2 separate regions of the Homo sapiens genome follow, and region 2 is linked to region 1. The links are chromatin loops, found by intact Hi-C in ENCODE. Cell type or tissue: heart right ventricle. All regions are shown on one strand. Links, peaks and the distances in the headings refer to the core of each region. The heading gives the core; the rest is flanking DNA.

Region 1 (15,773 bases), core at 7,670-11,669:
TATAACTCAGAATTCCAGTTCTATAGATGTTAATAGATACTAGGCCAAAAGCAAAAAGAACAAAGTCTGGGGAACATTTGTTAAACAAAGTTGAACATAGGTTTTTGTTTAGCCTCAAAACTTCTCAGAACCTTTTTATGATAATGTGCATTGTGATATGATATACATTCTTTCTCAATATTAATTGATTATGGAACCTTTTGAAAAGGAATTTCATGTGGTATTAGTTTTCAGTTGAACACAGGCTTGCATAGAAGGAGTTAGTGAATTTTTGGAGTAAGTACTTTTAGGTGTAAACATTTGAAAAGTGTTTAACATTTTCTTTACTACTGGTAAACTCAAGCTGGGCTTTGCATTTCGATATTGATGACTGTTGACAGCTTAACCACTAACAGCAAAGTATACAATACGTATGGTGACACTTTCAATAGATAGGTTCATGGAGTCCTAGGAGGACATGCTTGAGCTAATGAGTAAATACAAAGATGGTGACACTGTTAGACTCATTATTTTCTTTTTTTTTTCTCTGAGACGGAGTCTCGCTCTGTTGCTCAGGCTAGAGTGCAGTGGCGCCATTTCGGCCCCTGGGTTCACGCCATTCTCCTGCCTCAGCCTCCTGAGTAGCTGGGACTACGGGCGCCTGCCACCACGCCCAGCTAATTTTTTGTATTTTTAGTAGAGATGGGGTTTCACCTTGTTAGCCAGGATGGTCTTGATCTCCTGACCTCGTGATCCGCCTGCCTCGGCCTCCCAAAGTGCTGGGATTACAGGCGTGAGCCACTGCACCTGTTCCCTCATTAAACATTTTCTTTTCTGTTTCATTACTAAATATTTTAGTATGTATCTTTTAAAGATACAAATTCAAAATAACTACAATACCATTATCACCTAAAAATTCACAAGTTTTGTAATATCAAATATCTAGTGTTCAAATTTCCGCAGTAAGCAGAAATTTTTATTGCTCTTAATAACTCTTAAGGAACAAAATAAAACTGTAGATATAAAACAAAGAGTCTGCTAATTTCCCGGTTTGTTAATGTAACACATACTCAACTTTGCCTAAGATCAAAAGAACATTCTTGCCAGGCACGATGGCTCATGCCTGTAATCTCAGCACTTTGGGAGGCCAAGGTGGGTGGATCACCTGAGGTCAGGAGTTCAAGACCAGCCTGGCCAACATGGTGAAACCCCATCTCTACTAAAAATACAAAAAGTTAGCCGAGCATGGTGGCAGGGGCCTGTAATCTCAGCTACTTGGGAGGCTGAGGCAGGAGAATTGCTTGAACCCAGGAGGCAGAGGCTGCAGTGAGCCGAGATCAAGGCATTGCAGTGCAGCCTGGGTAACAGAGCAAGACTTTGTCTAAACAAAAACAAAAACAAAAAATTCTTTTTCTCAGAATAGCTACATTCATCTCATCATTATATAAAAGACTTACTAAAAATTAAAGCCTTGGATTTGACTCTAGGTAAAGTGCATGGAGAATAAACATGAATCATTATTTGTTTTAGTATACTATTAGTATAATAATTGAAACAGACTACTCATATTCCTGCTTATGTGACATACTTGTTTTTGTTTTGTTTTGTTTTTTTGAGACAGCTTCTTGCTCTGTCACCCAGGCTGGAGTGTAGTGGCATGATCATGGCTCACTGCAACCTCTACCTCCTGGGCTTAAGCAGTCCTCCCATTTCAGCCCCTCAAGTATGTGGGACTACAGGCAAGTGCCCTCATGTCCGGCTAATTTTTTAAATTTTTTGTAGAGACGAGATTTCGCTGTGTGACCTAGGCTGATCTTGGTCTCCTTGGGCTCAAGTGATCCTCCTACCTCAGCATCCCAAAGTGCTGGGGTTATAGGCATGAGCCACCATGCCAGGCCTGACATACTTGTTTAATTAAGAGAAGTAGGCAACAAAATAACTTATTAATATAATACATAGATGATTGAAGGGAATTTGTTTTGTTGACTGCTCTATTTTTATACTGCCTAATAAAAGCATCTGGGATCTTTGTTTAATAACTTATTTTTTCTTTTTCAGAGCTATCCATTTTTTATTTTGCCCTTAAAAAAATTCCTTTTTTTTTTTTTTTTTTTTTGCCACAAGCATTTAACTGTGAGGTATTTAGGAAAACCTAGTTTTTTTTTTCTTCTAGAAACTTTTTGTCTCTGGGTGCTTTCCAGTTACTTTGTGCCATTTAGAGCAATGCCAGGCATTCATTTAATATTTTCATAAACATGGCTTTTTTTTCATATTTAAACATTTGAACTTTATTTTGATGAGTGAAGGGTTAAAAGAGATACACTACCTTTCTCCTTATTTAAGACCTCGCCTCTCTCACCCAGAAAATAATCATTAATACTGTATTTAAAATTCTGAACATCCTGTTTGAGGCAAAATATTTGCAGAGTACTGCTTCTTTTGTATGTTTTTCCAGAGATACTCTGTATATGCAAGCATGATTATTGTCTCTTATCTGCATAGGAATAGATATTAAAAGTATTATTACTGTAATATATTCATCATATTCTTAACTTTATGTTTAGACCCCTCGGAGACAGAAAAAACTCTTTTGCCGCTACCATGATGGAAACCGTAATCCTAAATTTATTCTGGCTCCAGCTAAACAGGAGGATGAATGGGACAAGCCTCGTATTATTCGCTTCCATGATATTATTTCTGATGCAGAAATTGAAATCGTCAAAGACCTAGCAAAACCAAGGGTAAATAATGTTTTCTTTCTTTCTCCTCAATTTACTGTACCTTTGTATCAATTTTTCTTTGTAAAAAAATAGGATAATTGATATACGAATAATGCCACAGATTTTTTAAAGATATTTTGCCTCAGCATAATGGAGTTACTAATGATGCTGTGTTTATGCCAGTTTTTCCATTTGTTATCAACACAAGTAATGTACCCTTAACTGGGTTTTAAGCACTGAATTATGAAAATTATTGTGAGATTTTTATTCACCATTAACAAATTTGTGTTTCACTGTCTTCCTGATAAACTTTTCTCTGTATTTTGGAGTCTTTTAATCTCAGAGGCTACTCAAAGCCCAGCTTTTTCACTTCTGTATTTTTACTGAAAGAATACCGTGGAAGTATTTTTATTCCCTTTTAGGCACATTGTTACTATTATAAAAAGATATAATTGGGCACAAGTATTATGTTAATTTGAAATGGTGATAGTTTTCTGACTTTAACCCACAGAATTTATCTTAAAAAGAAAAAGAATCTAACGTAAACCCAATCTATAAGCTTAGTGTTGAGCATAAAAACTCTTTAGTGAGAATGTGGAAAAGACTACCCTTTATGCTCTTGCCTTTTCCCCCATCAGCTTGTTCTTAAAACATATTTGGTCTTCTTGATAGTAAAATACAAGCTGCCATCACTTTCATAAAGAGATTGTTGAATAAATTCTAGGCATGCTTTGCTGTCTTACACAGGAGTTGGCAGATTTTTTCCATAAAGGTCAATATTAGATATTTTTTAGGCTTTGGAGGCCATATGATCTCTGTCATGACTATTTAGTTCTGCCATTATAGTGCAAAAGCAGCCAAAGAAAATATGTAAATGAAAGAGTGTGGCTATATTACAGTAAAATTTTATTTCCAGTGGCAGGTAGCAGGCTGAATTTGGTCTGTGGCCATAGTTTGTTGACCCTTATTATATCAAAGGTTTGAATTATCTGGATATCTATACTACAAAATGAAGTTAGAATTTCTTTTAGAGTTTTTCTGCTTCTCCAAATTGGTGGTTTTTTTTTTTTTTGGCCAAAGATTACATTATAAATGCAAAAGACTGGTCTAACATTAATATATATTATTGGTGCCATCCAAGGTAATTAATTCATTTCAACTTGGAGATCAAGTTATATTCTGGAGATTCCTCAATTTGGATTGTTTTTGATCAATAAATTTAATGGCAATAAAATTTCATGCTCTCACAACCTCAGAATCATCGTTCCATTAAAAAAAATTGAAATTATTATCTAGGCGGTCACCTCTTTCTTGCTGTTTTTAACATTTATGAGCTCTTTTCCTCTGCCTTTGTTCTCAGTCCAAGATTATTTCACTGTATATGTTAATGAGAGTGGCTATCTTGAAGGGACAAAAGATTGACCTTAAAATGAATTTTAAACATTAACCTGTGCAAACAGTTCCATCACTAAAAAAAATTAAAGTCAAAGGTTTTGGAATGGATCATTAATTGCAAATAGGCATTCTTCTTTTTTTCCCCTTCTCTCCCCACCCCCAGATGGCTATTTTAACTGTAAATTAGACTTCAAATTTTAGATATGTCTCTTTTTCTTACTGTCATGTCCTTTCACCATTGAAAGAAATTTAATTTCCAATCTCTTTTGTTTGTATGTCCTCCATCTATGCAAAACAAAAAATTGAAGAAAAAAAAAAAACCCCAAAAACCTAAAAAACTAACTGGCTTTCAAGGCTCAGCACAAGGTGACTGGAAGTGTATGGAGTTATTTTCTCTTTTTAGCCTCCTTTGTAAAAACCCTGGAATTCTGACTGGTTGGGTAAATGTGATTCAGTTTTTTGTTTTGTAATGCAACTATTTTGATGGTTGGCTTCACAGCTGAGGCGAGCCACCATTTCAAACCCAATAACAGGAGACTTGGAGACGGTACATTACAGAATTAGCAAAAGGTAAGAGATGTGTATGCTGCATATTTTGCCCTCTAATGAGTGTTTTATACATCTTACAGGAATTATTCATTTAAGGAAAGTGGGTCATTTTCAGTCACCAGCTCAAGTCACCACCCTGTATATAAACAGGATAACGCATGGATAAACTGCTTTGTGTTTCACAGGTCTTTCTCCTTCACTAGAAGTTCTGTTTTTAACCTTTAATTGGTATGTTATTTTTAGGGAATTAATATGCTTTTTATCTTTCTTCAGATCAGGTGTCAAATATCCAGGAAGTGGCCTGATACTTGTTTTCTTTTTCCCTTTTGTTGCCAAAGGGGGAAATAAAGCAGCAGCCTCCTGAATCTGGGAGTAGTAGTCTTCACCTATGCAGTTTTCTCATATTCATAAATGCTGCGGTGATTCATATCCTCCTTCATGGTGATTACGTTGGCATTTGTTCATACATCTTGTAAAATAACATTGTCATTATGTAGTAATCTGTATTCCTCCTGTTTGAGTTTTTTATTTAAAAAAATTCGCTGACTCAAAAGTTGGCAGTAGGAAGAACAGAGTTACGCTTCTGAGCTCTGTCTTCCAAAAATTAGTTGTAAACTTAGTTGCCTTTTACTTTGCCAGAGAGATTTAAAAACAGTTTTATCTCAGTGAGAGGTTTGAAAAATGAATTTAAGGAGTCTACTATTTTTTTTCAAAATATTTAAATAACTTCTAGATCTGAGAAAGTTTCTGTGAAACCCAGTGCTATAAATCATTTACATACAGCTTCAAATGATTTTTTGTTTAAAAAAAGTGAAAGGACAATAAATCTACAACAAAAATCTGTCAACTCATTTTCTCTTGATTTGGAAGTGGCTGTTCTTACTGCCACTTTTCTAAATGTTTTTGTGGATTCGAGACCATTACCCACCATCCAGACCAATCTGAACCCTTCCAATCACCTGTGGCTTGGCAAAACAAAACAAACAAAAAGCCCAAAATTGCCTGCTACTGGAGTAAGTCCTTGTCCTTTCTCTTTTTTTGTAGCTGAGCCGAGCTACAGTACATGACCCTGAGACTGGAAAATTGACCACAGCACAGTACAGAGTATCTAAGAGGTAAGGGAGTAATGGAGAGAACTTTAGTCATATTTGGACCATTTCTTTCTTGGGAATCTAATTTTCTGAAAACTCATGATATAGTTTCTAAGACCTAGGTGGTTAGGCATAGATGTTTGATAATATCTGTGCTGGAGTTTTCATGACGGACTAATAAACATGGTTATGGGGCAGTTAATAGGGGTTTTCCAAAGTAACATTAACTTACATAATGTCTGTTGAGGCTCCCCAAACTTTGATAAGTGAAATGTGTTCTCATATTGAACTAAGAGAAGTTCCCAAATTCCCTTCATTAAACAAGGCCTCTTTTGGACTCTGCAGTAAAGCAGGGGTTTAAAAATCTCAGGGTCACCTAGTAGCTGCAGGTATTGCGTAAGTAAGTGCCTTTATAACAAAGCCTTTGCAAGTTCCTTGCTTTTAACAGTGTTTAAAGATAATCTTATTAGGTTATTAGTTGATTGATCACTAAAATGTTTTTTAAAAAGAGCTCACTGTGTAACTTAGAGCTCACAGAATTGGGTGACAGTATTACAATAGAACTCCTTTTCCATCTACTTGTGAAGGTTTCTCGGCTCTCATGAAAATAGAAATATCTTTGTGCTGAATTTTTATTCTAACAAGTAGAATATTTATCCACAGACACAATAACTAATGAAATATAACAAACATAAGCCCCATCCATCTCATTAGGAACATCTTAATACATTTTCACTTGTTTATACTTGATAATGATTGTTTAGTCATGTTATTTAGATTAACAAATGTGAATAATAATTATAGTAACAATCCAGAAGATACTATCTTTAACACAGCCTTTTTATAGGTCTTTAACACAGGCTTTTTGTTTTAGGAAATTCATATTTTTGTTAATTGTATAAATATTTTTAATATAGATAAGTATAATGTGATAAATAAAAGATTTTCAGGCATAAAAATGTGTCACTGTAGGACAAGGTTTCTTAACCTTATCAATAGCACTATTGACATTTTGAGTCAGATAATTCTTGTTCTTGGGGGCTATCTTCAGCTTTGTAGGATGTTTAATAGCATCTGTGGTTCACTGGATGCCAGTAGCACCCTTCCTTAAGTTGTGACAATCAAAAATGTCTCCAGACATTGTCAAATGTCCCCTGATAGGTAAAATCCCCACCACTACCTCTAGTGACTCCACCCCTGTTGAGAATTAACTGTTCTAGGATAAGAATGGAATGAAACTATAACATCAAGAAAAAAAAAAAAGATGTAAAATGTCCAAGTATTAAAAAATATTTTGTTCACATATTTTAAGTGGATGATGGTGGATATCAAATCATTATGGTATTTAGATTCCAGTGGATACATTTAAAGTAATCATTTTTTAGAAATTACCAACGTTTTCAATATGACAATTCAATCATTCGAAACTAAATTATGAAAAAATTTAGTTGTCAACTAAAAAATTTATGCAAAGGCAAACATAGATTTTAACAGGCATTTTAGGAGGTACTCAGAGAAATTTTGAAGATTACTGCTGTCTTCAAAAAGAAAAAGATTAGGCTGGACCGAATGTGTTGATTCAGCATTTCCTTTTTCTTTTTTGGGCAGGACCATATGCCTTTTATATATTAACCTTAAACGTTACTATACACGTCTTGGTTTCTTGTCTCTGCTGTATAACACCACCTGCCCTTTTGCCCCAGTAAGAGAGAAAAATTTTTTTTCTTGCCTATCACTAGCTTCATAGCTGAGACCCCTATAACAAAAGACAGATTAACAAGAGAAAATCATACAAATTTATTTAATACAAAATTTACTTGACAAGAAGCCTTTAGAAATGAAGACCGCAGCCTGAGCAACATGTTAAAACCCCAACTCTACAAAAAATACAAAAAAAATTAGCCAGGTGTGGTGGCATGTACCTGTAGACCCAGTTACTTGGGAGGCTGAGGTGGGAGGATCACCTGAGCCTGAGGAGGTTGAGGCTACAGAGAGCCACAGTGAGCCATGAGCATGCCACTGCACTCCAGCCAGGGTGACAGAGTAAGATCCTGTCTCAAAAAAAAAAAGAGAAAAGAAATAGAAAAAAATGAGAACCCAAAGAAACAGGGAAACCTGTGTATTTTTATGCTAGGTTTGATGAGTGGATAGTCATACAGAAGTATGATGAACAAAGGGGATATGATCTAATGGTAATAAACTGGGGGAAACTTAGCAAAGCCTGTTTGTTCACATACCTCTTGGTATCTCTGTGTCTCAGGATAAGGATGTTCATTTCTTCCAGGTAGAGAGAGGATACTTCTGGATTGAAAGTCTTATACTACTTTAGAGGAAGGTCAGAGAATTCTTTTTTTTTTTTTTTGGGGGGGGGATGGAGTCTTGCTCTGTCGCCCCCAGGCTGGAGTGCAGTGGCGCAATCTTGGCTCACTGCAAGCTCCGCCTCCTGGGTTCATGCCATTCTTCTGCCTCAGCCTCCTGAGTACCTGGGACTACAGGCGCCCGCTGCTGCCCGGCTAATTTTTTGTATTTTTAGTAGAGATGGGTTTCACCGTGTTAGCCAGGATGGTCTCGATCTCCTGACCTCGTGACCCGCCTGCCTCGGCCTCCCAAAGTGCTGGGATTACAAGCATGAGCCCGTGCCTGGCCTAGACAATTCTTTTATAGCCTGCTTAAGGGGAAAAGAGTGGGAGAAGGTCAGAGAGACCTGCTTCTGCTCAAATGCTACAGTGCCATATTTTGGGGTTGAGTGTCCTGAACCCCATTAGAAGACATGAAGAAAATTTAAATTTGCCATAATATGATTTTCATTTTAATCACAGGAGCAATTATCCTTAAGGAACACTAATAGATAGTAAGGATTTGCAGAAACTAATTTGCATAGACATGTTTTGAGATATGATTTACAGTGCTTCTGAACATTGCAATTAACCCGATTTTTACATTAAGCTAATTTTCCATTCTATTACAGAACCTAATTCATATCTACAAAAAACCCCTTCTTTAAAAAAAATAAAAATTAAACTGTTAACAGATTTTATCAGATTATTGCATGGTTTTACACATTTTTTGTCATAAAGTTTGTAAATAGCTAAATCCTCTAGATTTGCATGCTTCTAGGAAGCATATAAAACAAAATTACGGCCAGGAGTGGTGGCTCACGCCTGTAATCCCAGCACTTTGGGAGGCCAAGGTGGGTGGATCACAAGGTCAGGAGATCAAGACCATCCTCACAAACATGGTAAAACCCCATCTCTACTAAAAATACAAAAATTAGCTGGGTGTGGTGGCGCGCCTGTAATCCCAGCTACTCGGGAGGCTGAGGCAGGAGAATGGCTTGAACCCGGGAGGTAGAGATTGCAGTGAGCCGAGATCATGCCACTGCACTCCAGCCTGGCGACAGAGAGAGATCCATCTCAAAAAAAAAAAAAAAAAAATTCATGAATTCGATGTTTTGGAAGACTGTTTGTTTTTGGAAATTTTCTATGTATGCAATGACCCTTTTGAAGAAATATCCAGCCCACAGTCAATGGACTGTTGCCAATAAATCAAAATAAATCACTGTAGGAAAGTGATCTATACACTTAAAAAAAAAAACTAAATATTGCTAAACATTTCAAACCTATTTTTTAAATATTCTAACTTTGTAGCTCTTAAGCAGTTTTATTGGATTTTTGAGAAAGGTACAACCATACTTACATATTATAAATGATAGCAGAAGGTATTTAGCTACTAGCATTAGAAGGCCGGGCATGGTGGCTCATGCCTGTAATATCAGCACTTTGGGAGGCTGAGGTGAGAGGATGGTTTGAGCCCAGGAGCTTGAGACCAGCCTGGATAGTATAGCTAGACCTTGTCTCTATTTACAAAAAATTAAGAAAAAAATTAGCTGAGAGTGATGGTGCACGTCTGTAGTCCCAGCTACCCAGGAGGCTTAGGTGGGTAGATCACTTGAGCCTGGGAAGCAGAGATTGCAGTGAGCTGAGATTGCACCACTGCACTCCAGGCTGGGTGACAGAGCAAAAACTCTGTCTCAAAAAAAAAAAAAAAAAAAAAAAAGGCCATCTCAGTTGCCAAATGGAAGAAAATTCGTGTTCTGATGTCAGTTAATTTAATCCCTTGTAGCCTGGGAACATCTGTATTTTGAATGATTTAGAAAGGAATTTCAAATATCTGTATTTAGAGAACTGTCTAAGCGATGACATCACTTTCAGTGGAAGTAATAATTTGTTCCAGCATTTCAGCAAATAGAATTTTTTTGGCAAAATATTTTTGGAACTCCTTTAGTATTTAAAAAACATAAAACAGGCGGGGCATGGTGGCTCACGCCTGTAATCCTAGCACTTTGGGAGGCCCAGGCGGGCAGATCCCGAGGTCAGGAGATCGAGACCGTTCTGGCTAACACAGTGAAACCCCATCTCTACTAAAAATACAAAAAAATTAGCCGGGCATGGTGGCGGGTGCCTGTGGTCCCAACTACTGGGGAGGCTGAGGCAGGAGAACGGCAGGAACCCAGGAGGCAGAGCTTGCAGTGAGCTGAAATTGCGCCACTGCACTCCAGCCTGGGCAACAGAGCGAGACTCAAAAAACAAACAAACCCATAAAACAAAAAAGGCTTTTTTTTTTTTAAGAGGCAGGGTCTTGCTCTGTCATCTAGGCCTAAGTCCAGTGGCATGATCATAGCTCACTGCTCCTTCCAACTCCTGGGCAGAAGTGATCTTCCTACCTCAGTCTCCCGAGTAGCTGGGAATACAGGTGCTCACCACCATGCTTGGATAATTTTTAATTTTTTATTTTGTAGAGACAGGGTTTCACTATATTGCCTAGGCTGGTCTCAAACTCCCGGGCTCAAGTGATCCTCCCAGAGTATTGGTATTACAGGCGCGAGCCATTGCATCCAGCCAAAAAAGGCTTTACTTATGTTACTGACAATCTGTTAACTTTTGGCAAGTCATCTCTGTCTTTTCCACTATTAAAAAGCAAATAAAGGCCGGGCACGGTGGCTCACGCCTGTAATCCCAGCACTTTGGGAGGCCGAGGCGGGCGGATCACGAGGTCAGGAGATCGAGACCATCCCGGCTAAAACGGTGAAACCTCGTCTCTACTAAAAATACAAAAAATTAGCCGGGCGTAGTGGCGGGCGCCTGTAGTCCCAGCTACTTGGGAGGCTGAGGCAGGAGAATGGCGTGAACCCGGGAGGCGGAGCTTGCAGTGAGCCGAGATCCCGCCACTGCACTCCAGCCTGGGCGACAGAGCGAGACTCCGTCTCAAAAAAAAAAAAAAAAAAAAAAGCAAATAAAAACCCTAAGAATTTACTACAGCTTGTAAATGAAAAAGCTAATAATTTTGGGTAGATCAGAGAAATGGAATTTGAAGTTTTTGAAATGTAAACATTCAGTTTTGTGCTCTGAAAAGATAGTTAAGTGAACTCATAAAGTCTAGTTAAAGTAATATAAATAATGACCTATGCAAATAAACAATAATCTGTTTAGAGTGGTAGAAAAGCTTTTTTGATTCTGGTGGGAAAGTGATTTTCATTTTTTTACTCTGAAGTGATGATTTCCTACAATACGGTATTTATGATATCATGAATGTAACATGATATATATGTATATGTGTGTATTTATTTATTTATTTTATTTTACTTTATTTTCTTTCGGAGACAGGGTCTCACTCTGTCGCCCAGGCTGGAGTGCAGTGGCACAGTCATGGCTCACTACAGCCTCCACCTCCCAGGCTCAAGCAATCCTCCCACCTCAGCCTCCTGAGTAACTGGGGCTACGGGTGCACACCACCATGCCCAGCTAAGTTTTGTATTTTTGTAGAGATGCGGTTTTGCTTTGTTGCCCAGGCTGGTCTTGAACTCCTGGGCTCAAGTGATCATCTCACCTTGGCCTCCCAAAGTGCTGGGATTACAGGCATGAGCCACCATGTCTGGCCTTAAATATATCATAAATATGTTATTTAGGCTTAAGATTTTGTTTACCCTTGTTACTAAGGAGCAAATTAGTATTAAAGTATAATATATATAAACAAATACAAAAAGTTTTGAGTGGTTCAGCTTTTTTATTTTTTTTAATGGCATAACTTTTAACAACACTGCTCTGTAATGGGTTGAACTGTGGTACTCAGACTGAGATAACTGAAATGAGTGGATGTATAGTGTTATTGCATAATTATCCCACTATGAAGCAAAGGGACTGGATAAATTCCCAGTCTAGATTATTAGCCTTTGTTAACCATCAAGCACCTAGAGAAGAATTATTGGAAATTTTGTCCTCTGTAACTGGCACTTTGGGGTGTGACTTATCTTTTGCCTTTGTAAAAAAAAAAAAAAAAAAATATATATATATATATATATATATATATATATATATATATATATATAGTGGTTTTCGATTAGCTAATCATAGAATATTCTTATGTGTGTGTCGGGTTAGAAGAAGGTAGTGATCATGTTCAAATTACATTACTGACATTTTTCTTTGGAGCTTTCCTTACTCACATATTAGAAGTGTAGTTTTGCAGTGTGAGAATGTTGCTCCCTTACTCTGCGCATTCTAGTGGTATTTTACAAAATCATGAAGTTTTTTTTTTTTTTTTTTAACAGCGGAAACTCAGTAGAAAGGAAAAAAGCATAGAAATGTTACTCTAATTGAATGCACAGCTTTGGCTTCAGGTCCTGTCATTAAGGCCAAAAGGAACATACTTTGGGCTATTTAATTTTTAATGGAAAAAAAAGGACACATATAAAGTTATCTGAAGAAATAGTTCTTTTTTCTCCTGGCACTAAATTGTGTTTTATGGGGAAAAACACTGTATAATTAGTTGACATTTTCAATTACAGTTATACAAAAGATAAATGATCTTCAAATGATTTTTCCTATTAAATGCTATAACATTAAAAAAAAATCCCAACTCAGTTAAAGCACTGGGTACTAGAAAGCAAAACCTCTGGATTTCTTATGATTTAATCTAACACAGGAATAAGACTTCCAGGTCCTAGAAGAATGGACAGTTAACATACATTACAGTATAATGGTCTCCACTGAATTTTAGTAATGTTACAATGTAAATTCAGAGCTGAGTTTTTAGATAACCTATTATGTCTATAATAATGTCACTGAAGACAGATTAGCAGTAATTGTTAAGGATGGGATCCAGATGAGTAACTTGAAGATAGTTCTTAAACTAAGGAAAGTCTTAATGTATTTTGGGCCAGGTGTGACGGCTCACACCTGTAATTCCAGCACTTTGGGAGGTCAAGGCAGGTAGATTGCTTGAGCTCAGGAGTTTGAGACCAGCCTGGGCAACATGGTGAAACCTCATCTCTACAAAAAAATACAAAAATTAGCCGGGCGTGGTGGTGCATGCTTGTAGTTCCAGTTACTCCGGAGGCTGAGGTGGGAGGATTGCTTGAGCCCGGGAGGTAGAAGTTGCAGTGAGTCGAGATAGCGTCATTGCACTCTAGCCTGGGTGACAGAACCAGACTCCATCTCAAAAAAAAAGGGAGTGTTACTATATTTTGGAGGGGATTTTACATGAAAGTCAAATTAAATGAAATAACTTCCCATGCATCAGTAGAATTCATTTTCCTCTGTAGTGACTACAACAGAACTACAATTAAGATGACAGTTTGACAGTTATTTTTTTTTTAACCTACAATCAACATTGGTTTTAACTGCTAAGCCTCAAACCCTTCATCAAGATTTTTTTTTTTTTTTTTGAGACGGAGTTTTGCTCTTGTTGCCCAGACTCGAGTGCAATGGCGTGATCTCGGCTCACTGCAACCTCTGCCTCCTGGTTCAAGAGATTCTTCTGCCTCAGCCTCCCAAGTAGCTGAAGTTACAGGTGTGCACCTTCACACCTGGCTAATTTTGTATTTTTAGTGGAGGCGGGGTTTCACCACGTTGGTCAGGCTGGTCTCGAACTCCTGACCTCAAGAGATCCACCCGCCTCAGTCTCCCAAAGTGCTGGGATTACAGGCGTGAGCCACTGCGCCTGGCCGAGATATGTTATGATATAACAAGAAATGCAAATAAAAACTTAAAAAATTTAAACCATTAAAATATTTTTGCCTTGCTAAGATTGACAAAGAATAAAAGGATTGAAACTGGCAAGGGTTTTATGAAATGGGTAGGTGTAAATCATTGCAACTGTTTTGGAGGGAAATTTGACATTTATCAAAATGTAAAAGTCATTTAGCAATTCCACATCTAGGAATTTATCGTACAGAGATACTCCCACAAGTGTGCAAAGATATAGCATTTTGTTACAATATTGTTTATAACAGAGAAAAATTAGAAATAACCTATTATTTAACCAGTACTTAATTGGTAGACTTTCATGGCCATTCCTGGAATTAAAAGTTTGTGGTGGTGTTCTGTTGTTTTTTTAAGAGATGAGGTCTCATTCTGTTGCCAAGGCTGGAGTGTAGTGGTGTGGGCATAGCAACCTCGAACTCCTGGGCTCAAGCAATCCTCCTGCCTCAGCCTCTAAGTAGCTGAAACTATAAACCTGTGCCACCACACCTTGCTCATTAATTTATTTTAATTTTTTTTGTAAAGACGGGGTCTTGCTATGTTTCCCAGACTGGTCTTCAACTCCTATCCCCAAACGATCCTCCCACCTTGGCTTCCCAAAGTGCTGGGAGGTTATTAGATTTTTTTTTTTTTTCTAAAAGCAGTAGTTTAAAAGGCAGTGAGGGATGGGAATATAAAGTGGTGTCACTGCTGTGGAATATAGTCTGCCAGCTCCTCAAAAAGTTTAGGGTTACCATGTGATCTAGCAATTCTACTTCTAGGTACATACCCAAAATAATTTAAAGCAAGGAGTCATATACTTGCACACCTATGTTCATAACAGCATTTATTCACTATAGCCCAAGGTTAGAAGCAACCCAAATGTCCATCAACAAATGAATGGATAAACATGTGGTATATATAGATAATAGAATATTATTCAGCCTTAAAAAAGGAAATGAATTTCTGATACCCTGCTTATAACATGGATGAACCTTGAAAACATTATTTTGGCTGGGTGTGGTGGCTCACACCTGTAATCTCAGCACTTTGGGAGGCTGAGGCAGGCAGATTGCCTGAGTCCAGGAGTTTGACACCAGCCTGGTCACCATGATGAAACCCCGTCTCTACTAAAAATACAAAAAACTATGGTGGTGCATGCCTGTAGTCCCAGCTACTTGGGAGGCTGAGGTGGAAGAGTCACCTGAGCCCGGAAGGTTGAGGCTGCAGTGAGCCAAGATTGCATCACTGCACTCCAGCCTGGGCAACTGGAGTTGAGACCCTGTCTCCAAAAAAAAAAAAAAAAACCACACACACATGTTAAGTGAAATAAGCTAGAATTGACAAATATTATATGATTCTTCTTACAGGAGATACCTAGAATAGGCAAATCCATACAGACAGAACGTAGAATAGAGGATTACCAGGGGTTGTGAGGAGGGAGAGATGGGAGTTGTTGTTCAGTGGGTACAGTTTTCTGTTTGGTTTTGATGAAAAAGTTCTGGAAATGGATAGTGCTGATGGTTGTAAGGTATTGTAAATGTACTTAACACCAGTGAATTGTACACTTAATTAAAATGGTAAAATTGCTGTTATATATATTTTACCATAATTTAAAAAATAGTCTAAATGGCTAATTTTATGTTACATGTATTTTACCACAAATTTTTATTTTTTTAGAGATAGGTTCTCATTCTGGGGCCCAGGCTGGAGTGCAGTGGTGTGATTGTAGCTCCCTGCATCCTTGAACTCCTGGGCTTAAGTAATCCTTCCGCTTCAGCCTTATGAGTAGCTAGGACTACACAGGCACACGCTACCATGCCTGGCTAATTTTTAAACTTTTTTTGTGGAGACAGGGTCTTGCTAGGTTGCCGAGACTGGTCTTGAACTCAAGTGATTTTCCTGCCTTGGCTTCCCAAAGTGCTGGGATTACAGATTTGAGACACTGTGCCCATCCTGTTTAACTTTCCTGATGTTATTCTTTGAAGCATAAAAGGTTTTTATTTGGATAATGTCCCATT
Region 2 (15,773 bases), core at 4,766-8,765, 95 kb before region 1:
ATCTCTACTACAAATACAAAAAATTAGCCGGATGAGGTGGTGGGCACCTGTAATCCCAGCTACTCAAATTAAAAATAAATAAATAGCCAGGCACAGTGGCTAATGCCTGTAATCCCAGCTACTTGCTGAGATAGGAAGATTGCTTGATCCCAAGAGTCAAGGCTGCAGTGAGCTGTGATCATGCCACGCACTCTAGCCTAGGCGACAGAGTGAGACCCTGTCTTAGAAAAAGAAAAAAAAGAAACTATGCACAGAGATACTTATGTGTTGAGTGAGTGACATAATGGTGACATGATTTGTTACATAAATTGATGGCACCCTGTCTGAACTATTAAGAATGGATCAAATCAAGTTGTATAAAGGACTTGCTTTAATTGGATAAACATTTGCATACCTTGCAAAATCACGTAGGTGATGGGGAACTGTCTCTACTCTGTATTATTAATATGTAAACGTTACTAGGAGAGAGAATAAACCAAATAATCATAACAAAAGGCAAAATAAAAATCATTCTGGAATATCAAATGCTAAAGAGAGTCATAGTGAGAAGGTAATAAACTTTCACTAAGGTTGAAGCAGAGATGTTAAAAAAAGAAAGATAATGGAAGGCTTCAGGGAGGAGGTATTTGAGTTAAGTCTTAAAGAATGAGGATTTTTTTTCTTTTTATGGAGTCTCTTTTTTTTTTGAGACGGAGTCTTGCTCTGTGCCCAGGTTGGAGGTGCAGTGGCGCGATCCTGGCTTACTGCAAGCTCCACCTCCTGGGTTCACGCCATTCATCTGCCTCAGCCTCCTGAGTACCTGGGACAACAGGTACCCACCACCACGCCCAGCTAATTTTTTTTTTTTTTTTTTTTTTTAGTAGAGACGGGGTTTCACTGTGTTAGCCAGGATGGTCTCGATCTCCTGACCTCGTGATCCGCCCGCCTTGGCCTCCCAAAGTGCTGGGATTACAGGCGTGAGCCACCGCACCCGGCCAACGGAGTCTCGCTCTTGTCGCCCAGCCTGGAGTGCAATGGCACAATCCTGGCTCACTGCAACCTCCGCCTCCTGGGTAATACAGACTTTGCAAAAGTTAAAGAACTTCCCTGGGTTCTGGTTTTCTCATCTGTAAAACAGGATTATTACCTTCTATAATAGTAACAAAAGGACTCAATAAGAAAATGTATTTAAAGTGTTAGCATAGCATTTAATACATGCTAGATAAATTTTAATTGATGCTTTCCTTCTGGATCTTCTTTTCCTCGTATATAAAATATATATTATATGTATATTTTTATGTATTTTTAGTACGTGTTTTATATGTATATGTACTATTAACATAATACAACTGTATGTACATATATATACATATATAGAGAGAGACCCTGTCTCTGCATGTATGTATAGAAAGAATTATACGAGATCAGTGGCTTCATAATGATGTTCCATGGAGCCTGCTTCAGAGCCAAAAAGGAAGGCCAATTGTGTAGATCTCTGAGCTTCTATCCTCCAATTTATTTATTTTTATTTTATTTTATTTTATTTATTTATTGAGATGGAGTCTTGCTCAGTCGCCCATGCTGGGGCAGCTCACTGCAACCTCCACCTCCCGGGTTCAAGCAATTCTCCTGCCTCAGCCTCCCGAGTAGCTGGGATTACAGGCACGTGCCACAATGCCCAGCTAATTTTTGTATTTTTAGTAGAGACGGGGTTTCACCATGTTGGCCAAGTGAACTCCTGACCTCAAGTGATCTCCCCGCCTTGGCCTCCCAAAGTGCTGGGATTACAGGCATGAGCCACTGTGCCTGGCCTATCCTCCACTTTAATGAAGGCCATTTTTCTTTGACCCCTTCTGTATTTTAGAGTTCCTGGTAAAAGTTTTGTTTGAGAAAAAGGGATCTGCAACCTAAAAATATGCTTAAAAACAAATTAGAAGGCTGGGTGCGGTGGCTCATGTCTGTAATCCCAGCACTTTGGGAGGCCAAGGCAGGGGGATTATGAGGTCAGGAGTTCGAGACCAACCTGGCCAATATGGTGAAACCCCATCTTTACTAAAAATACAAAAATTAGCTGGGTGTGGTGGCGCATGCCTGTAGTCTCAGCTACTTGGGAGGTTGAGGCAGGAGAATCTCTTCAACCTGGGAGGCGGAGGTTGTGGTGAGCCGAGGTCGCGCCACTGCACACCAGCCTGGGCGACAGAGTGAAACTCTGTTAAAAACAAACAAACAAATTAGAGCCAGGTGTTTTGGCATGTACTTGTAGTGCTGGCTACTTGGGAGGATGAAGTGGGAGGATCATTTGAACCCAGGAGTTCGAGTCCATTCTGGGCAACAATGAAACCCCATCTCTTAAAAAAAAAAAAAAAAAACACTCCCCAAATTAGACTAGCTAATCCCTTCCAACCTTAAAATACTATGTATTTATGATTACTATTCTATGTTCTCTTATGAAGAAATACTCATGTTTTTTATTTTTCATAGTTCTCTTGCTATGAGCCCTGGTGAAGAAATCTTAACCTTATTACAGACAATACCATTTGATATAGAAGACCTTAAGAAAGAAGCAGCTAATCTTCCCCCAGAGGATGGTAAGTGATGGACCAGGATACAGTGGAAGGGTTAAAAAAAAAAAATTAAAATGTTCTACTCAGTCTCACAGGATCCTCTCCTAAGAGGACTTATGTGAATGTAGAATGGCAGTATTATGCTTTCTTCTTTTTCAGATGACCAGTGGTTAGATCTCTCACCAGATCAGCTGGACCAGCTGCTGCAGGAAGCTGTTGGCAAAAAAGAATCCGAGTCTGTTTCCAAGGAGGAGAAGGAGCAGAACTATGACTTAACTGAAGTCTCAGAGAGCATGAAAGCTTTCATATCCAAAGTCTCAACCCACAAGGGAGCAGAGCTGCCTCGGTAATTTGTGTTAAAGTATAAATATATAAATAGCTAGAACCCAAATGTTGAAGTCATAGTCATTGCCATTTCCACTTTTTTTTTTTTTTTTTGAGTAAATGAGTTGTACTGCTTGCTTTCTTTTTTGTGCCTAGTATAGTGATAACTTACTTATTTGAAGTCAGATTTCTAGAAGCCTCATCCTTTGCAATCCTTGAAATAAGCCAGAAAGATCACCCTAAAAACCATCATCCAGAACCACACAGGGAAACCATATACTTTACTCTTTAGTAGCTTTATGGGCTCAACATTTAACTTTCAACAAGTTCAGACCTCTGATCTCCCACCCTGCAAGCAGATTGGATACTGAAAAAGGAATTCATCAGAGGCAGAAATAATAACAGAAATATGAAACTACATTTGGCAAATAACAGGAAAAACAGGTAGATAGAATTATTACTTGTAGGCTGGGCGCGGTGGCTCATGCCTGTAATCCCAGTACTTTGGGAGACCGAGGCAGGCAGATCACGAAGTCAGGAGTTCAAAACCAGCCTGGCCAGCATGGTGAAACCCTATCTCTACTAAAAATACAAAAATTAGCCGGGTATGGTGGCGCACGCCTATAATCCCAGCTACTTGAAAGGCTGAGGCAGGAGAATCGCTTGACCCCGGAAGGCAGAGGTTGCAGTGAGCTGGGATCGTGCCACTGCACCGCAGCCTGGGTGACAGAGCAAGACTCCGTCTCAAAAAAAAAACAAAACAAAAAAAACTGTTACTTGTGTATCAAATATATCATTATTAGTGTTGATGCTCTTGAACCTGATGAAAGATATAAATTTATATTTGGTATTCTCTCTTTAAGAAAGCAGGGATAAGGGAAGATATGTTCTTGTTTATTTTTTAAGCTTTAGTTCTTAAAAGAACAGGCTTTATTTAAATTAACTCAAATAAATAATGGTTTTGCTAATGCTAGATATCTTATTGGGGCTAGAGAGTGGGTAGGTCCCTAAATCAGCATAAGCTAAATGTACATAAACAAGATGCAATTTTTACTTTTCATTTATCAGACTTTCCCATTTCTGTTGTCCTGCAAGGCCAGTAAACTCAAGGATTTTTAAAACTTAAACTACAACTTTTCTTGCTGTGCCTCCTTAGAAATTCTATCTTTGGTAGCTTTCCTAAGAATGGCACCACTTTAGAAAAGTTTCAAAGAGTTGTATTTAGAATAAATTAATTGTCTTTGTCCTTTAATATTGCAGAGAACCTTCTGAGGCTCCAATCACTTTTGATGCAGATTCTTTTCTTAATTATTTTGATAAGATTTTAGGTAAGTAGTGGTGTGATGTTGACTTTCATTTTGAAACTGTTAGTAGTATGGCTGTTGCTAGAGCATTGGTTTATGAGATATCTCAGAAGCCAAAATGTTTGCTTTCTCTTCCTGGTTTGAGTTGCTTTCAACCATGAATTACTACCCATGAATAATTTTGTAGAGGCTGCCTAGCTTAGTGTTTGACATATATAGTAGCTGCTCATTAATTTTTTTTTTTTTTTTTTGAGACAGTGTCTCGCTCTGTTGCCCAGGCTGGAGTGCAGTGGCACGATCTCGGCTCACTGCAAGCTCCGCCTCCTGGGTTCATGCCATTCTTCTGCCTCAGCCTCCTGAGTAACTGGGACTACAGGCGCCTGCCACCACACCCAGCTAATTTTTTTGTATTTTTAGTAGAGACGGGGTTTCACCGTGTTAGCCAGGATGGTCTCGATCTCCTGACCTCATGATCCGCCCATCTCAGCCTACCAAAGTGCTGGGATTACAGGCGTGAGCCACCGTGCCCGGCCTCATTAAATATTTGAGAGTGACTGAATGCTGTGTGTTTAAATAGGGTTTTACCTTGGCTCCCATATTATATTGTTCTTTTTTGGAATTACTGTACTTACAAATCAGTAATAAAAAGATAACTCAAAAAATAATTATAATATGTATATATGTACAGAACTGCAGAGAGAAAGATTGGGATACCCGGAAACTGCTAAAAGATGCTTACCTCTGGGGAGAGAGTGAGATTGGAGACAATACTTGTATGGCTTGAATGTTTACATCAAAATGTATTCATTTATTAGGTATTTTTAAAAATTTTTTAAGAAAAATATTTTAATTAATTGAATTCACTTTTTTTTAAGCTAAATCTTTTGATTCAGCTTGTACGCTTTTCCACAACATTAAATGCACACATATCTGCCAGCATTACCATTTGTAGAAGGGATTTTTGTGAAGTAGACTGACTGTGTGTATTAGTCTTTTTCTGTGGGTAACATTCTAATTATTTTGAGATGTGTAGTAACTAAATAATAATAATAATAATAATAATAATAATAATTACTAAGTGGCTCTTTCTTTCTTGGGATCTGTGTAGGGCCAAGGCCTAATGAGTCAGATTCTGATGATCTGGATGATGAAGACTTTGAATGTTTAGATAGTGATGATGACTTGGACTTTGAAACACACGAACCTGGCGAAGAGGCTTCCCTGAAAGGAACACTTGATAATCTCAAGTCATACATGGCCCAGATGGACCAGGAACTAGCACACACCTGCATCAGCAAAAGTTTCACCACTAGGAACCAAGTGGTATGTGTGTTTTTAACCTCTTTCTCTTTCTGAGTCTAGTATGTCAGATAGCTAAAACCATATTTTATCATAGTTTTTCTTTTTTTGGTGTGTGAGATTTGAAATAAATAAGAATGTTAATTGTTTTCCTAACTCTGGTAGGATAAAGGATCATAGACTTAATTTTCCAAAACATAAGCTTCATTATATTACTTATTCTACGTTATCTATCAGGATTTAAAATAAAAAGTCATATAATATGCTCAAATTAGAATGCGATTGTACACTACTACTTCTTAAATACATTTTTTTTCAAAAGTAGTTTAAAAAAACTACAGCTTAAATGGATTTTAAAAAAGAGAGGGCACATGTTCTCAAGACCTTTTGAGACTATGCCTTGGGCCACAGTGGATTAAAACAAAATAACATAAGTAAATAAACAGGATCTTAAACATTCAAATAACTTTCCAGTTTTAACAGTTTATTTTGTATTTTTCCCTAATTTAGAGCCAAATTTAGGATTCACCTTCCGTTTATGTTTTCATCCTAGTTTTTAATGCCACCACTGTCTAATCCTAAACAGAGGTATTATGGAAAGAGCAAGAACCCTGGAGTCTTATGGGTTAGGGTTTGAAGTCTAGCTCAGCTGTCCACTGTGAATGTATCTATAAACCAGTAATCCTCATATCATAAAATTAACATGAGAACCAAATTAGACAGCAGTAAAACCTACAATAGGCCTTTAATTAATGTTAATTCTCCTTGCTTTGATCATCTAAACCACTTTTAAAACTATAGTCACTTCCAGAATTGTCAAAATCTAGTAGAAACCATACATTAGATTTATCTAAAGCAGTATTTCTTAAATTTTAATGCGAATATAAACCAAAAGATCATGTTACAACATAGATTCTGATTAAGTAGGCCTGGGATGAAGCTTGAGATTTTCCTTTTTTTTATTATTATTTTGTTTTATTTTATTATTATTATTATTATTTTATTTGAGATGGAAGTCTCCCTCTGTCACCCAGGCTGGAGTACAGTGGCACGATCTTGGCTCACTGCACCCTCTGCCTCCTGGGTTTAAGCAATTCTCCTGCCTCAGCCTCCCAAGTAGCTGGGACTACAGGTGCGCACCACCGTGCCTGGCTAATTTTTGTATATTTAGTAGAGACAGGGTTTCACCATGTTGGCCAGGCTAGTCTCTGGAGCTCCTGACCTCAAGTGATCCACCCACCTCAGCCTCCCAAAGTGCTGGGATTACAGGCATGAGCGACCACTCCCAGCTGAGTTTTTCCATTTCTAATAAGCCCCAAGCGATGGAGACTCTGCTGCTCCATGGACAATGCTTTGGGTAGCAAGGACATAAAAGTCTATCGAGCTGTAATCTTTCAAATCCTTTCCCCAGCTTGTGGAATCAGAGGCCCAACTAACAATTTAGAATCTTTGTGGTTGGAACCACAAAGCCTTGTGTTTTTACTTTTAAGCTTTTTCACTGGGGGGAAAGAAAGGAACACTCGCTTCTTTCATTTTGAAGAAAATTTACATTATTATTTCATTTAATATTCACTTTTATGTTTGTTTCTTTTAAGACTCTTAGACAAGTTATAAATGTACCTTCTTAATTCTATTAGCCCTTGAGCTATTTCAAAATAGACATGCAATTTATTCGATTTGCAGGAATCTTTCCTGGAGAGAAATGTGTTATAACCTTTAGAACCAAGTTTTATTATGTGTGCTAGGCCATATAACTTGTAGACTTCATTTTCAGTTTATATCACCAAGGATAAGAAGTTTCCTTTTTAATTTGGAATGCAAATTTACATTGTGGCTTAGTTATCTTTTTATTGTAACCACCATGCAACCTAATGATACATTAGCCCATAATTTTCTTTTCCCTCTATGAATAAGGAACCTGTATCCCAGACTACCGATAACAATTCAGATGAGGAAGATTCTGGTACGGGAGAATCTGTTATGGCACCAGTAGATGTAGACCTGAACCTGGTTTCAAATATATTGGAATCCTATAGCTCCCAAGCTGGACTGGCAGGACCTGCTTCCAATCTTTTACAAAGCATGGGAGTGCAGCTGCCTGACAACACCGATCACAGACCAACAAGTAAGCCAACAAAAAATTAACCAGCACATTTAGCTTCTCTTTTTTCTTTTTAAATAAATATTGAATATGATTCTGTTCATTTCTAGTTTAGATTACTCATTTAGTAAAAATGTTTCTTCATTACAAGTTTTACAGATTGACTTCTCCATGAGCCCCAAATGTGGCCCTCTTGGCACAAGTCTTTGTGATCTCAGCTGTGGGTTATACACAGGTTTTGAACTCGGCAGGGTAGAATCTAGCCCCTAGACAACCTTGAGATGAAATTCACACACTTCATGCTAAAGACATACCCTACCACAATATACCCTTGGAGTAATTCTAAATATTTAAATTTCTCCCTTACTGCTATTCATCCTCAGATCAAAATTTCAAGTTGACAAATTTGGATTTGAAAACTCATTCACTTTTTCAATTTTTTTAATGAGGCATAACATGCATATGGTTAAGTGCACAAATCTTAAGTGTACAGTCAGTGAATTTTTGCATGTATGTATGTACCTGAAGCAAGATATAGAACTTATTTACTTGTAAATAACAGCTATATTGATATGTCACATACCAAAAAATTTACCCTTTAAATTATACAATTCAGTGGTTTTTAGTATATTTACAAAATTGTGCAACCATCCCTACCATCTAATTCTAGAATATTAGAAACCCCATACTCACTAATAGTCTCTCATTCCCTTCTACTCCCAGCCCCTAGAAACCACTAGTCTACTTTCTGTCTCTATGGATTTGCCTATTTTGGATATTTCATACCTGATACTGTACTTAATTGTTTTAATTAATTAATTGGTTTGATATTTAATATAACTGATATATCTTTTGCTAAGATGAAATGTTTATTTCTTAAAATGATGCTCATATTCCTCCTAAAATAAATCAAGTATTATCTATATATCATAAAATTCACCATTAAAAGCAAAAAAAAAGTCTTCTTTACAGACAGCTCCATATACTGACCATGTTTTTATAATCTAGGTCTCTGGATTCTTCTTTATTATTGTATGCAGCAGAGAGATGCCTTTACTATATCTTACCCTATCCAAGTAAAAACAATGGAAATAGTTTCATACTGTTCCCTCTCCAGTGACCAAGGGAGGAATTAGGAGAATGGTGTAGTAGAGTTCTCATCTGAGAACTTACTATCACGAACTAATAAAAACTGAATATGGCCGGGCATGGTGGTGGGCGCCTATAATCCCAGCTACTTGGGAGGCTGAGGCAGGAGAATAGCTTGAACCCGGGAGCCGGAGGTTGCAGTGAGCCAAGATTGCGCCATTGCGCTCCAGCCTGAGCGACAAGAGCGAAACTCCGTCTCAAAAATAAATAAATAAAAACTAAATATACCATATCCCACTCCAATCCTTTGTCTTCCTAGTGTTCACTGAAATGAACTAAGGAAGAGGATAAGTGTTACACATTGACTAAAGTAACACATCAGATGATATTGTGCAACATTTTAACATTTTAAATAATAATTATTTTAAATATATTTTTATTGTTTGTTTTGAAGCTACATTTCTCATGTTAAAAATGGGGCCAGAATGCCGTCCCAGCTCAACTGTGAGAAAAAGGTTTCCCCCCATCGCACTTGTGGTACATTAGGTTTATCTTCATTGAGGATTAAATATTGGGTAGAGAAAGGGTGATAGGCAAAAATATAAATGAAATTTTTTTTTATTCTGGTTGCCACGGCTGACTGACTTTCAGCCAGGCTCACAAGATTTTACCTGTTTTTCTATTCTGCATCATGGACCCAGATGGGTTCTATTTATCCTTAGCACCTTCATAATTTATTGCCCATGTATATATTCTCAGGTCAGGTAGGTCCTGTACCAAAGTTTCTTTTATTTATCTGCCATTTTCAGTATTCCAGGCCTGCTCTCTTCTGCCTCAGCTTTCAGATATCCTTGGGGTTCTACAGCAAAGCTCTTTTCCCACTCACTACTGAGAAGCAAAGTTCAATGTTGCAGCTCCTGCTGTTAGCCACTCTCATCTTTTCTTTTCCAAAAACACATTAATCAAAAAACAAACAGTTACTCCATGGTAAGTTTGGGAAACTCATAACCAGGAATTCCGCACACTCCCCTTTCTATCAGTATTTTCAGATTGGGGATGTGTACACATGCGCTCACAAACACACCCACATAGAGATAGAAAAGATTGGGAGATGGTAATACACATGGACCCTGAACTGTTTTCTTCTAACTGCAAGATATGAAGAAATCTCAGGACCTCTCTTTTGTGAGTGCTTTTCCCTTCTGCATGCTGGGTTCAGCCCAGGTAAAGGCAAGCTGCCAATCTAACAAGACAATCAAGTCCCATCACATATTATCCCTCAACATTTCCTGATGAAGGCACTTTGATTTCCCCAAAGCAATGATGGTTTGCTGGCAGTGGAGAGAGCAATGACCTTTTGAGATCAAAAGGAAATTCAGTGCTTTAACTTTTCTAGTTTTAGAATCTCTTTAGTGCTATGGGACTTTGGGACTTAGTCCTATGGGACTTTGACATGTAAATAACCTTAGGGTCTCTGGAGCTTTTGTCTTTAATCACAAATAAGTCCCTAGAATCTTCTGAAGATATGATTATTTCCTCTTTTCAGCAAGACCTCTAACATTCCTCCTGCACATTGCTTCAGTTGTTACACTGACTTGAAACCTGGACTTAAATGTTTAATTGTCACCAATAGGGATCCTTTCCCCTACCCCCAAATTCTCACCTTGTAAAATTTTCTCAATTCACAGGACAGAAAAAGACATCAGAACAAAGGTGTGGAAATTTCTTTTATTTTCCCCAAATAAACTCTTCTCCCTTATGGCATCATATATGAATGATGAGAAATCCTAAATTTAGTTTATTCCATAAAGTTTAAGAAATAGGTCAGGTTTGGCATCTGTTTATCTCCACCAATCCCTTTGTTAATCAACACGTTGTGGATGTGCAAATGCCAGCAACTGTTTTATTTAGGAAAACAGGCATGGCAAAGCAATAGTCTTTTCCCTGGGTCACAAACTGAGCATGTGACAGAGCTGAAAACAGCGAAAAAGATTTACTGTCTGGAGTCCCATTGGGATTCTACTTCCTCAACAGAGCCTCAGGGCATCTGATTTATTATAAAGTACTCTGAGTCATAATGACTTAATTGTGACTTTTATTTAACTAGCATGTTCATGTAACTAGAATGCACCTGTACATGAATTTTAAAATGTCATACTGTGCTATTTTTCTTAATTCTGTAAGGGTAACAAGTAACTCAGTAATGACTTAAAACTTGCTATATATTTTCAATACTAAGATAAAAGTTTTAACCAAACTTACAACAGGCACATTTTGGCAGTTAGTGTAAACACAACATTAACAAGCCATATGCCAGAAGATGTTTGCTTCCAAGGCCTTAGAGAAAATGACTGAACAAGGGCCTACATCCAAACTAATGCTTCCCCCTTCCCCCTGATTTTTGACAGTTGACAGCTCATCAGTTTTCTTCTCACACTGGCTTTTTTGATTGCCCATTGGTAGGAATTTCTTCCATTAACACTGCTGATAGAAGTGTCTTACTGTAGGCTCACCCTTTGCTCTGCCCTTCTGAGGTCCTTCTGCAGCTTATCTTTTGTCACTTCTCCTTTGTCAACTGATCTCTAGTTTGTCCCTCAGGAATACCAAGGAGCGATCTAAGTGACTTGATCCGGGCTAAGCAGGCAGGGAAGAACAGGTCTGTTTTTCCACCCACTCCTTAATCAGTTGGTGGGAGATGGCTAACTTAGGGGGCAGCCAGAATGGGAAAGTCCCATTCTGTTGCTGAGTATAGGGGCCCTTTCTCTTCAGGGCTGTGGCTACCTCATCATGACTGAACCAGGCAGCTGTCTCTAATTCTCTCAAGTTCACCTGGATCTGAAAGACATAAGGAAGAAAAGGATGTAAGGTCAGGAGCTACAAAATTTAGAATACTATGGCCAAAGGTCAGAAAATGATTCTAGAACTAAGCAATCTTAGAAGATAATACCTGGGATCTTCAGGTTAGGTGAAAGTCAGTTCTAGATACTGCCCAGAAGCAAAAGAGGCATAATTAAGAAATGAGAGTTTTATATGTGTGTGTGTGTGTGTGTATATATATATATATTTTTTTTTTTTTAGACGGAGTCTCTCTCTGTTGCCCAGGCTGGAGTGCAGTGGCGCTATCTTGGCTCAATGCAAGCTCCACCTCCCAGGTTCACGCCATTCTCCTGCCTCAGCCTCCTGAGTAGCTGGGACTACAGGCGCCCGCCACCATGCCCGGCTAATTTTTTGTATTTTTTAGTAGAGACAGGGTTTCACCGTGTCAGCCAGGATGGTCTCGATCTCCTGATCTTGTGATCCACCCGCCTTGGCCCCCCAAAGTGCTGGGATTACAGGTGTGAGCCACTGTGCCCGGCCGAGTTAAATATATTTCTAACATAGTAAAAAAAAAAAGATAAGATACATTAAATAAATCCTGGAAGTACAAATACTAAAATGTTAAGAGTGGTTAACATTGAGAATAAATTATGAATAATACCTATTTTTCCTTGTGTCTCTATTGATTGTATAAATTTTTCAATTAAAAAAGAACATACAAATATTACTTTTTTTTTTTTTGAGATGGAGTTTTGCTCTTTTTACCCAGGCTAGAGGGCAATGGTGTGATCTTGGCTCACTGCAACCTCCCCTCCCAGGTTCAAATGATTCTCCTGCCTCAGCCTCCCGAGTAGCTGGGATTACAGGCACCCGCCACCACACCTGGCTAATTTCTTTGTATTTTTAGTAGAGACGGGGTTTCACCATGTTGGACAGGATGTTTTTGAACTCCTGACCTCAGGTGATCCACCTGCCTCGGCCTCCCAAAGTGTTGAGATTACAGGCGTGAGCCACTGTGCCCAGCCACTCTTTTTTTTTTTTTTTTAAAGGGTAAGGGTTAATGATAGTCAAAAGCATAGTCTCATCTTTGCAAGAAGCAAAGTAATGCAAACTTCATCCCAAGGAAGCTGAAATAGATTAGATATTCTATAAAAACCAAAACATACAATAGGCAAACTTTGGCAGGCAGAGACCATCAGTCAGTGATGCTAGAGAAGTGCAAGATGAGATTGGATAAAACAATGTCTAGCCGGGCATGGTGGCTCATGCCCATAATCCCAACACTTTGGGAGGCCAAGGTGGGAGGATCACCTGAGGTCAGGAGTTCGAGACCAGCCTGGCCAACATGGTGGAACCCCCATCTCTAATAAAAATACAAAAATTAGCCGGGCATGCTGGCAGGCACCTGTAATCCCAGCCACTCGGGAGGCTGAGGCAGGAGAATTGCTTGAACCTGGGAGGCGAAGGTTGCAGTGAGCTGAGATTGTGCCACTGCACTCCAGCCTGGGCGACAAGAATGAGACTCCATCTCAAAAAAAAAAAAAAAAAAAAAAGACAACGTCTTAAGTTTCTTTCAACTACAAGTACCTATAGTTTTATATTTTTAGTTCCCAGCATCCTGACTGACTTGAGCAATAAGACCAATCCTGCAGTCAGTCATTAAATGATGCCTGATTGTGCGCCTACTATATGTAAGACACTCTTAACTCCTGACAATAAAAGGTAAATTGTCTTATATAAACAGTGTTGGGAAAATTGGATATCCACATGCAAAAGAATGAAATCGGACCGTTATCTTACATCATATGCAAAAACCAACTTAAAATGGATTAAAGACTTAAATATAAAACCTGAAACAATAAAATTCTTAGGAGAAAACATAAAGGAATAAATTTCTAGACATTAGACTGGGCAGTGGTCTCTTAGATATGATACCAAAGCACAGGCAAGAAAAGCAAAGATAGACAAGTAGGGATTCTATCAAACTAAAGCTTCTGCAGAGTCAGGGAATCAATCAACAGAGTGAAGAGACAACCTGCAGAATGGGAGAAAATATTTGCAGACCCTCTATCTTATAAGGAGTTAATATCCAAAATATATAAGGAACTTCTACAACTTAATACCAAAAAATAAATAAGCCAATTTAAAAATGGGCAAAGAATCTGAATAGACATTTCTCCAAAGAAGGTATTCAAATGGCCAACAGGTATGTGAAAAGGTGCTCAACATCACTAATCATCAGGGAAATGCAAATGAAAACCTCATACCTTCTTTGATGGCTACTATTAACTCATACCTTCTTTAATGGCTACCATTAAAAAAGTACAACGGACAGCAAGTATTGGTAAGGATGTAGAGAAAAGGGAACCCATGTACACTGTTGTGGGGAATGTAAGTTGGTGCACCTACTATGGAAAAAAATATGGAGGTTCCTCAAAAAATTAAAAATAGAATTACCCTTTGATCTAGCATCCCACTTCTGGATTGAAATCTAGATCTTGAAGAGATATCTGCACTCCCATGTTCACTGCAGTATTCACAATGGATGAATGGATAAAGAAAATGTGGTATATACTATAATAGAATATTATTCAGCCTTAAAAAGGAAGGAAATCCTGCAGTTGCAACAAGATAGATAGGCCCAAAGGACATGCTAAGTGAAATAAGCCAGACACAGAAAGACAAATATTGCATGATCTCACTTATATGTGGAATCTAAAATAGTCAAACTTACAGAAGCAGAGAGTAGAATGGTGGTTGCCAGGGGCTGAAGGGAGGGGAAAATGGAAAAAGTTGCATGCCAGGGGCTGAAGGGAGGGTGGCCACTGGTCAAAGGGTACCAGGTTTCAGTCATGCAAAATAAGTTTTGAAGATCTGTACACCATAAGGTCTACAATTAATAATACTATATTATACACATAAAAATTTGCTAAGAGAATAGATCTCACATCAAGTGCTCTTACCACAAAATTAAAAAAAAAAAAAAGTGGGGTGGGAGAAAAATAAAAGGGGTGGGAGGAAACTTTTGTAAGTGATGAATAAGTTTATGGCATTGATAGTGATGACGGTTTGATAATTTCAAGGGTATATACTTCTCTGCTGAAGCAGGAGAATCACTTGAACCCAGGAGGCGGAGGTTGCAGTGAGCCGAGATCGCGCCACTGCACTCCAGGCTGGGCGACAGAGTAAGACTCCGTCTCAAAAAAAATAAAATAAAATAAATTGTCTCGTGATTGACATATATGCAAGGGAGAATGGAGATTATTTGCTTCCTTTACTAGGTTGCAAATTCCTTGAGGGCATAAATCATATTTAATTAAATTAATTAATTAATTTACTTTCAAGATGCATTCTCACCCTGTTGCCCAGGCTGGAGTGCAGTAGCGCGACCTCAGCTCACTGCAACCTCCACCTCCCAGGTTCAAGCGATTCTCCTGCCTCAGCCTCCCAAATAGCTGGGACTACAGGCACCTGCCACCATGCCGAGCCAATTTTTGTATTTTTAGTTGAAATGAGGTTTCACTATCTTGGCCAGGCTGGTCTTGAACTCCTGACCTCGTGATCCGCCCACCTCAGCCTCCCAAAGTGCTGGGATTACAGGCATGAGCCATCGCACCCGGCCTTAATTTTTGTATTTTTAGTAGAGATGGAGTTTTGCCATGTTGGCCAGGCTGGTCTTGAACTCCTGACCTCAAGTGATCCGCCCACATCAGCCTCCCAAAGTGTTGGGATTACAGGCATGAGCCACCGTGCTCAGCCCTAAATCATATTTTACACATGTTTATGTAATCTAGATGATGCTGGACTAGACAAGTGCTTAATAAGTACTTGCTGATGAGCAGGTTGGATGAAGCAAAAGAAATATCACAGTATAAGGGAAGATGAGAACTTACTTCTGTCTGCCCTGGTTTCACAGTTGCATGGCAAGCAATCATGAGTGAGCCACTAGGGAAGGGCCAATGCTGGGATGCATAGTACTGCAGGCTTTCCACCTCCAATCCCACCTCTTCTGCAACTTCTCGGCGGATGGTCTCTTCCACACTTTCACCTACAAGCACTCAGATTAATTCAGGACAGCCCTGTAGGCTAGAAGGGTGATACAGACAGCCCATTTGAGAAAGGTGCACAACACTGGCTCCAAAGTTTCAATGAAATGCTCTTGGGAGTGTCCTAAAACTCTGAGTCATTCCAACAATAAGAATCAGGTCCAGAGCTGTGTGTTGAACCACAGTGCTTAAGTCTGCTAGGTCTAAAGTAAGTGTGACAGTAGGAGGGACTACTGCACTCAGCTTTCAT

The links. Peaks named below come from ENCODE experiments on the same cell type or tissue, not always from the same donor. Only the 100,000 strongest peaks of a DNase experiment are listed, where the experiment ranks them.
Region 2: a loop joins it to region 1, with 2.4 times the contacts of the local background. A loop is called at or near these places in 3 of 110 quality-filtered maps.

The regions. Positions count from the first base shown.
Region 1 is chr10:73,033,872-73,049,644 of GRCh38, reverse strand. P4HA1 (prolyl 4-hydroxylase subunit alpha 1) reads left to right here. Exons shown (of 15, transcript NM_001017962.3): 8 at 2,544-2,720; 9 at 4,594-4,664. Among named protein-coding and RNA genes, the nearest start is that of P4HA1, 55 kb to the left of the region's middle. In heart right ventricle, for the core only: no CTCF peak of the experiment used is centred there; a DNase peak (open chromatin) is centred at 10,076; H3K27ac peaks cover 980 bases.
Region 2 is chr10:73,126,425-73,142,197 of GRCh38, reverse strand. ECD (ecdysoneless cell cycle regulator) reads left to right here. Exons shown (of 14, transcript NM_007265.3): 10 at 2,461-2,567; 11 at 2,703-2,889; 12 at 4,128-4,195; 13 at 5,280-5,494; 14 at 7,385-8,530. The coding sequence ends at 7,615. It overlaps NUDT13 (nudix hydrolase 13), which reads right to left. Exons shown (of 9, transcript NM_015901.6): 8 at 15,371-15,525; 9 at 10,375-11,495. The coding sequence ends at 11,295. Among named protein-coding and RNA genes, the nearest start is that of SNORA11F, 8.1 kb to the right of the region's middle. In heart right ventricle, for the core only: no CTCF peak of the experiment used is centred there; no DNase peak of the experiment used is centred there.